Linked DNA regions of Mus musculus: region 2 is linked to region 1. Evidence: chromatin loops called from intact Hi-C (ENCODE). Cell type or tissue: heart. All regions are shown on one strand. Links, peaks and the distances in the headings refer to the core of each region. The heading gives the core; the rest is flanking DNA.

Region 1 (2,914 bases), core at 158-2,657:
CTTCACTTAAGATTATGTACCGAACTCACTTTTGCCAGCCCTGAGAAGGCTGGGTCTGGACGATTGTGATGTCTGGGCCAGCCTGGGCTACATAGCAAAGGTTTGGTGTGAGGAGGGATAGGAAGAGGAATAAACAAAAGTAGAAACAGGGAGTCTTCACCTGGGGCCATATTCCTGGTACCATTAGGAAACTGTCTGAATCCTTTTTATTCGAAGAGTTAAAACTATCATTTTAGTCTGTACTTCAAGGAAAGCAAAGCACACCAAAGAGAAAAACTGTCACCCTGACTCTAATCCAAGTTTATAGTACCCCGCCATCTCCCCTGTCCCCCTTTGCAAACTAATCCTTATCTTTTAGTTAAATTAGCAGTCACCGTGACTAGTATGTTTAAAACTTGGGTAAGTCTCATAGTGGGCTCCGCAGGAATTCTGTTTTCACCAGCACCCTTTTTTCCTAGAAGCCCTCTCTGTGTGTTTCTGTGTGTCCTGGACAGATTCAAACCGTAGGCCAGCATAAACCTTCCCATCCCAGACCCTCTTTATCTCTATTTCCTCATCAGTCAGAGGAGGGCAGCTTCTTCTTTTAAAGCCCTTGGTAGGGCTAATGGAGTTGGTCTATGTGAAAACCATTAAAAGCTGTCATCATTGTCATGGTTTGCTTTGTTTACTTTGAGATTTCATCTACTAGCCAAGGATGACCTTGACCTTTTGGCCCTTTTCCTGCTTCCCGAGTGCAAGCATTAACTCTCCTGCTTTTATGGGGTGTTAGGGACTGAATGCAGGGTCTTACGCATGCCAAGGACGCTTTCTACCGGACAAGCTGCAAGCCGAGTGAGCTCTTATCATGGTTTATGAGCCACTCAAGCCTTGAGTCGAAGGTTCAATACAGCTTGTCTTGGCATTTTTTTTTTTTCCTGAAAAACCCAGGTAGGGAGGATACTGATGGACCCAAGTCCATCTTGGCAAACCGATGAAACTACTGGGTTTACTTGCAGAAACATAGGGTAGCTAAAGGCAGCAGTTACATCACTGCAGAGTCCCACCCCCAGCACAGACTTATGGAAAGCTATTCCACTGATGATTCCCTTAGCAAACCCATAGGCAACCACACCACCAAAGAGTCCCAGGCAGGCAATTATTTACCTCATGTAAAGCAGGCAGTGGAGCGGGGGTGGGGGGTGGGAGGTGGGGGCAGGAATAGAAGGGCCTTGGATCCCTATCTACCTCTCCTCTCCCTCTGTGATTGACAGGGGAATTCACTGGGCCTGGTCTCCGGAGAGCTTCCTGCCAATGAAAACTGCTCCAATCAAGATGGAAACAGTAATGTTAAACTCAAAAGAAACGTCCACACCATTGAGCTGCACACCAGATTGGAGGCATTATTTCAAACAGATTGCAGGTAGGCACTCTGCACAGGGTAAGAAAAGTTGATACTTCATAGCTGTGCAGCGTGTTGTCCCAGAGCAAGCACTAAAGTTATAGTGCACAGGCTGTGGGCAGTGTGCCGGGTTTATGCAAGGCTATGTCCAGAACCAACAGGCCTCACACTGTGCCAAAGGCCCGGGACAAGCTCAGTGGTGTCAGAGCTTCTGGTCCCTGGGGACTGCAGCGGAGCCTGGAAGGGGCTGAGCATCCTGCCGCTGTCCCAAGCTGGTGGTGCCTGCCCTGCCCTTTCCTGGCTGGGTGCAGACGTGCTGGCCTCTGTGCGCTCAGGGCAGGCGCCAGGGCGGAGCACGAGAGGACTTCTTGGATGCCTCCTCCCTCAGAAACAAATTCCAGTGCCTGACTGCAGATTGCATGAATCCTCACAAAGTACTGTACCTATTCAGCCTTAGGAAAAAGTTCTTGTTTGATATCAGAAGCTAAGGGGGGTCAGGCCTGATACTTAGATGGGGAAATGGTTGAGAACTCTGGGAGCAAAAGATGCATACAAGGCCTGCAATGCTTTCCTTTCTGGCTAGTAGCCAGATGCTCAGGTGTGTGCTATCAGGAGGGTTGTCTGTGGTAATAGCCCTGAAAAGGAGACACTGGGATACTTCTTTCCCCACCCCACCCCCAAACTGTGTGAATTTATTGACTGCACTGAAAGGCAAATGATGTATGGCAAAATCATTTTTTAAAGTTAGAATTTGATAGGAAACCCGTTATCGACAGGCTGTTTAAAAGGTGCCTTCTAGTATTCAAGCAGAGGATAGGTTCCTCAAAAGATGATTACAATCTTTAGTATATTTGAGCAAAGACTTGTTGACTAGCCAAAGCACCATGCTCATCCTGAAGTGGGCATAGATGCTTGTGAAGGGGTCTGGCTTGTCCTCAGAGTATCCCTGAAGTGATTCCAGGTCAGGCTGGTAGAAGGCAGCAAACAAATGCTCTCAAAGAATAAATGTTAGCCAGCTATCATGGCTCACATAAGTCATCCCAAGGCCAGCCTGGGCTCCATAGTGAAACCCATTTCAAACAACAACAAAATCAAACTATAAATATACTGAAGGGAAGAGCAGAGACAGTGAGGGCAGAGAGGAATCCAGGCTGAGCATGGGAAGGAGGCTAGGCTGGGCTGGGCTGGGCTGGGCTGGGCTGGGCTGAGCCTCCATGGATAAGTGAAAGTTGGCGAGCCGAATTGATGGGCGGGTTGGGGAGTTCTGGGACCGGGCAAACAGGAGTACCTGTTGATTGACATGTGGAAGAGCATTGTGTCTCTGAGCAAAGAGGAAAGGAACAGGTGAGAGGGCCTGTGGGTGTATACCAAGGGTTGCCTGGTGTGTACAAGGCTCTGGGTCTGAGCCCCAGTGTATACACATGCCTCACATGAGCCCTGCAGAGGTGGGAGGAGGGAGATTGGCTGTTCGAGGCCAGCAAGGGCTACATGGCAAGTCTGTGGCCGGTATGAACTGCATGAGATCCTGTTGGAGAA
Region 2 (2,914 bases), core at 324-2,823, 61 kb before region 1:
TGCCTTTACCTGCCGAGCTGTCTGTCTCTCCTGCCCACTGCTTTTTAAGGAGAGATAGGAAGAGTGAGTCACGAGGCAAGTAGGTGCCTCTGAAGTGTCTGTAGCAGGAGAGCCGGGTTATTAGATAACCATGGGACCGGAACGCAGTGCAAGATGATCATCAAAGCTATCAATTGTTTCTCAAGTCTCTGCCCTTTCCCATCCAGGCACCAATCTCGCTCTCAGTACTCGGTTTCTTCTGGCTTCTTAAATCTACATGGACGCAGTAGCTTGAGTCCGTTCTGCTTGTTCGAACCCTACCATCCAACCCAACGCAATAGGCAATCCGGCCACTGAAACCTTCGCTGCCTAACATGTCAAGTAATTTCTTTCCTTTGTGTTTAGTATGAAATACATTGGCATTCCCTACTCAAGTCCCTCTTCTAAAATGTTGACTGTAGTTGACTGAATTGATGTCACGACTCACTAACAGATGTCACAGGAACAGAAACACCCATGTCAGTGGTCGTCTGGAATACCAAGTTGTAGAGGTTTGGTCTGTTGCTATATGTATTGTAATGTTAAATTCTGTATCCCAAGGCCTAGTTGTCTCAAGATGAGTGAATTCTCACATATGCCAGCTTTTATTGTACAAACCTTGCTCCTTAATTTAAAACTATTGTTTAATAAAGATGCCTGCAGCCTGTAGCTGGGTAGAAGAGAGGCAGGCGGGGCTTCAATTCCTTGGCTTGGGGTCTGAGGCAGAGACCACAAGGAGAGGAAGAAGGAGGAAGAGGAGGAAGGTGCCTTGGGGAGGTGGATTGTGAACACAAAGCCATTAGGGTCAGCCTGCTGGAGTAGGAGGGGCTTAGGCAGAGCATTGCAAGTGATATCTCAGGGTTATTGACAGGGAAGTGGACAAACTAGCATAGAGGGTTGATATCTGCTTAGATCTAATGCTGTAAGGCTTATTATAAACATAATGGTGTATGTCTTTTATTTGGGAACCAAATGATCTAAGGTAGGGTAGAAATCCCCAGATAATACTTACTGCAACTCCAAGTATGCTAGGTTATAAACTCCCCGGAGCACCCAAACCCTCCCCATTGCATCCTGATGGACGTGGGAACACAATTCAGTCATATACTTAGGACAATCATCCAACCATTGTGCTTCTCATCAAAGTTTGACTGACTTGAGGGTTTACTTGAAATGAAAAAACCACATGCCCATTGTTCTACTTGTCTGACTCCCTTCTGAGTGGTGGCCACACCGCTGCCTCTCACTGGCCGGACATTGAGGAAGCTCCTTCTCTGTGCTCTCTCCCAAGTTTGCTTCCTATCTCCTTCACGTTGAGTCACACACAAGGCAAGAGAGTCATCCTCGGGGGCAAGCCCTTGTGGAGAGCAGGTGACCCAGCCTCAGTCTGTAAGTAGTCTCACCCTGAACCTGGAGTTCACATTTTCGCATCCAGGCTGGAAGCCAGCAAGGACCAGTGCTTTCAGTCTGTGCCCTCCCTGAAGGTGGCTTACAGGCATTTGTGGAGACATCTAGCTTGTTACATGGGGTCTGACCAGAGCTCAACTCCTTTTCTAACTCCGGCAGAGGACAGCAGAGGCTTTGCAGGATAAAGGCATGCTTTGTCCAGAGCTTTATCTAGGGAGAGCTGGCCTTGGAGGTGTGCTTGAATGAGAAGACAGTGCGGTGGGGGTGGGGGTGGGGCACTGAATGAGGCTGGAACACTGAAACACTGAGCTACAAACTACAGTTGCTTTTGTACTGTGCTCTGTAGGAATTTGAGCCAGCCCTGTCAAGACCTAAGAATGAGCCTTGTCTCATTCACACTTTTCTTTAGGCTCCCCTAAACATAGACATTCTAAGGGCGACCTTTAAAAGTCACATGTGTTTGTGTGGAGGTGTAGTTCAGGTGGTAGAATGCTTGCTTAGCATGCTTAATGCCGCAGTTGGATCCCCAGTACCACAAAAATCAGCCTTGGTAATGACCGGTAATCCTGGCACTTGGTGGGGCAGAGACAGGAGGATCAGAAGTTCAAGGCTAGCCTCAACTTTCAAGGCTGGACTGCGAGCTTGTCTCAAAATAACAAGGAAACACTGAACTGGATGAGATAGCACAGACTTTTAAATTCCAGCAGTAGGTAAGGTAGATTTCTAAATTCAAGGCAAGCCTGGTCCACAGAGTGAGTTCAAGGATATCCATGGCTATACAGAGAAACCCTGTCAGAAAATTGAATAAATAATAATCACAAAAGTCAAAACCAAACCAAACACACCAGAAACCATGAAGCAACCATAGCCAAGTAAAAAACAAAACAAAACAACAGCAACAAGAAAGACTTTCTACAATGATGAACTGAATTAAGAGAACTGAATTTTAGTGGCTGGAGATGCCATGGTTCAGAGCCCTTGCTGCTCTAACAGAGGATCTACATTCAATTCACAGCACCCATATGATGGCTCAGAACCATCTATAATTCTACTTCTAAGGGATCCTACACTTTCTTCTGAGGTTTGCAGTTCTAGGCACACACACACACACACACATACACACTGTACACATACATCCATGTGGGTTAACACCATCCATGTAAAGTCAGAATTAAAAGAGAATCAGATTGTAGCTCTAGCTTTGCAATGGCCTTGAGCAAGACACTTGATGCTTCTGAAATGTTTTCAGTGTCGTTATGCATAAGATGGAAGTCATGGAGCAGGTAAGTCCTTGTAGATCCTCCGGCCGTGTCATAGATTTGAGACTATTCACTGGAATACTGCTCATAAGAGTTTGCTCTCCGTATCTGGGACACATGGCATCAGTCTAAATTTGTTGAACGAATTCATGATCAAAGGGCATTTGCTCTACCCTGAACATTTCCTCCCTGCCTGGCTCTTCCACCACACTTCCACAACTCTGAAGTTC

The links. Peaks named below come from ENCODE experiments on the same cell type or tissue, not always from the same donor. Only the 100,000 strongest peaks of a DNase experiment are listed, where the experiment ranks them.
Region 2: a loop joins it to region 1, with 2.4 times the contacts of the local background. A loop is called at or near these places in 1 of 42 quality-filtered maps.

What each region holds. Positions count from the first base shown.
Region 1 is chr10:21,856,579-21,859,492 of GRCm38, reverse strand. It overlaps Platr6 (a long non-coding RNA gene), which reads left to right and starts at 1,255. Exons shown (of 5, transcript XR_001779731.1): 1 at 1,255-1,399. In heart, for the core only: a CTCF peak has its summit at 1,682; a DNase peak (open chromatin) is centred at 1,672.
Region 2 is chr10:21,917,288-21,920,201 of GRCm38, reverse strand. All of the region lies in intron 1 of Sgk1 (serum/glucocorticoid regulated kinase 1), which reads right to left. Among named protein-coding and RNA genes, the nearest start is that of Gm46215, 36 kb to the right of the region's middle. In heart, for the core only: no CTCF peak of the experiment used is centred there; a DNase peak (open chromatin) is centred at 1,291; H3K27ac peaks cover 844 bases.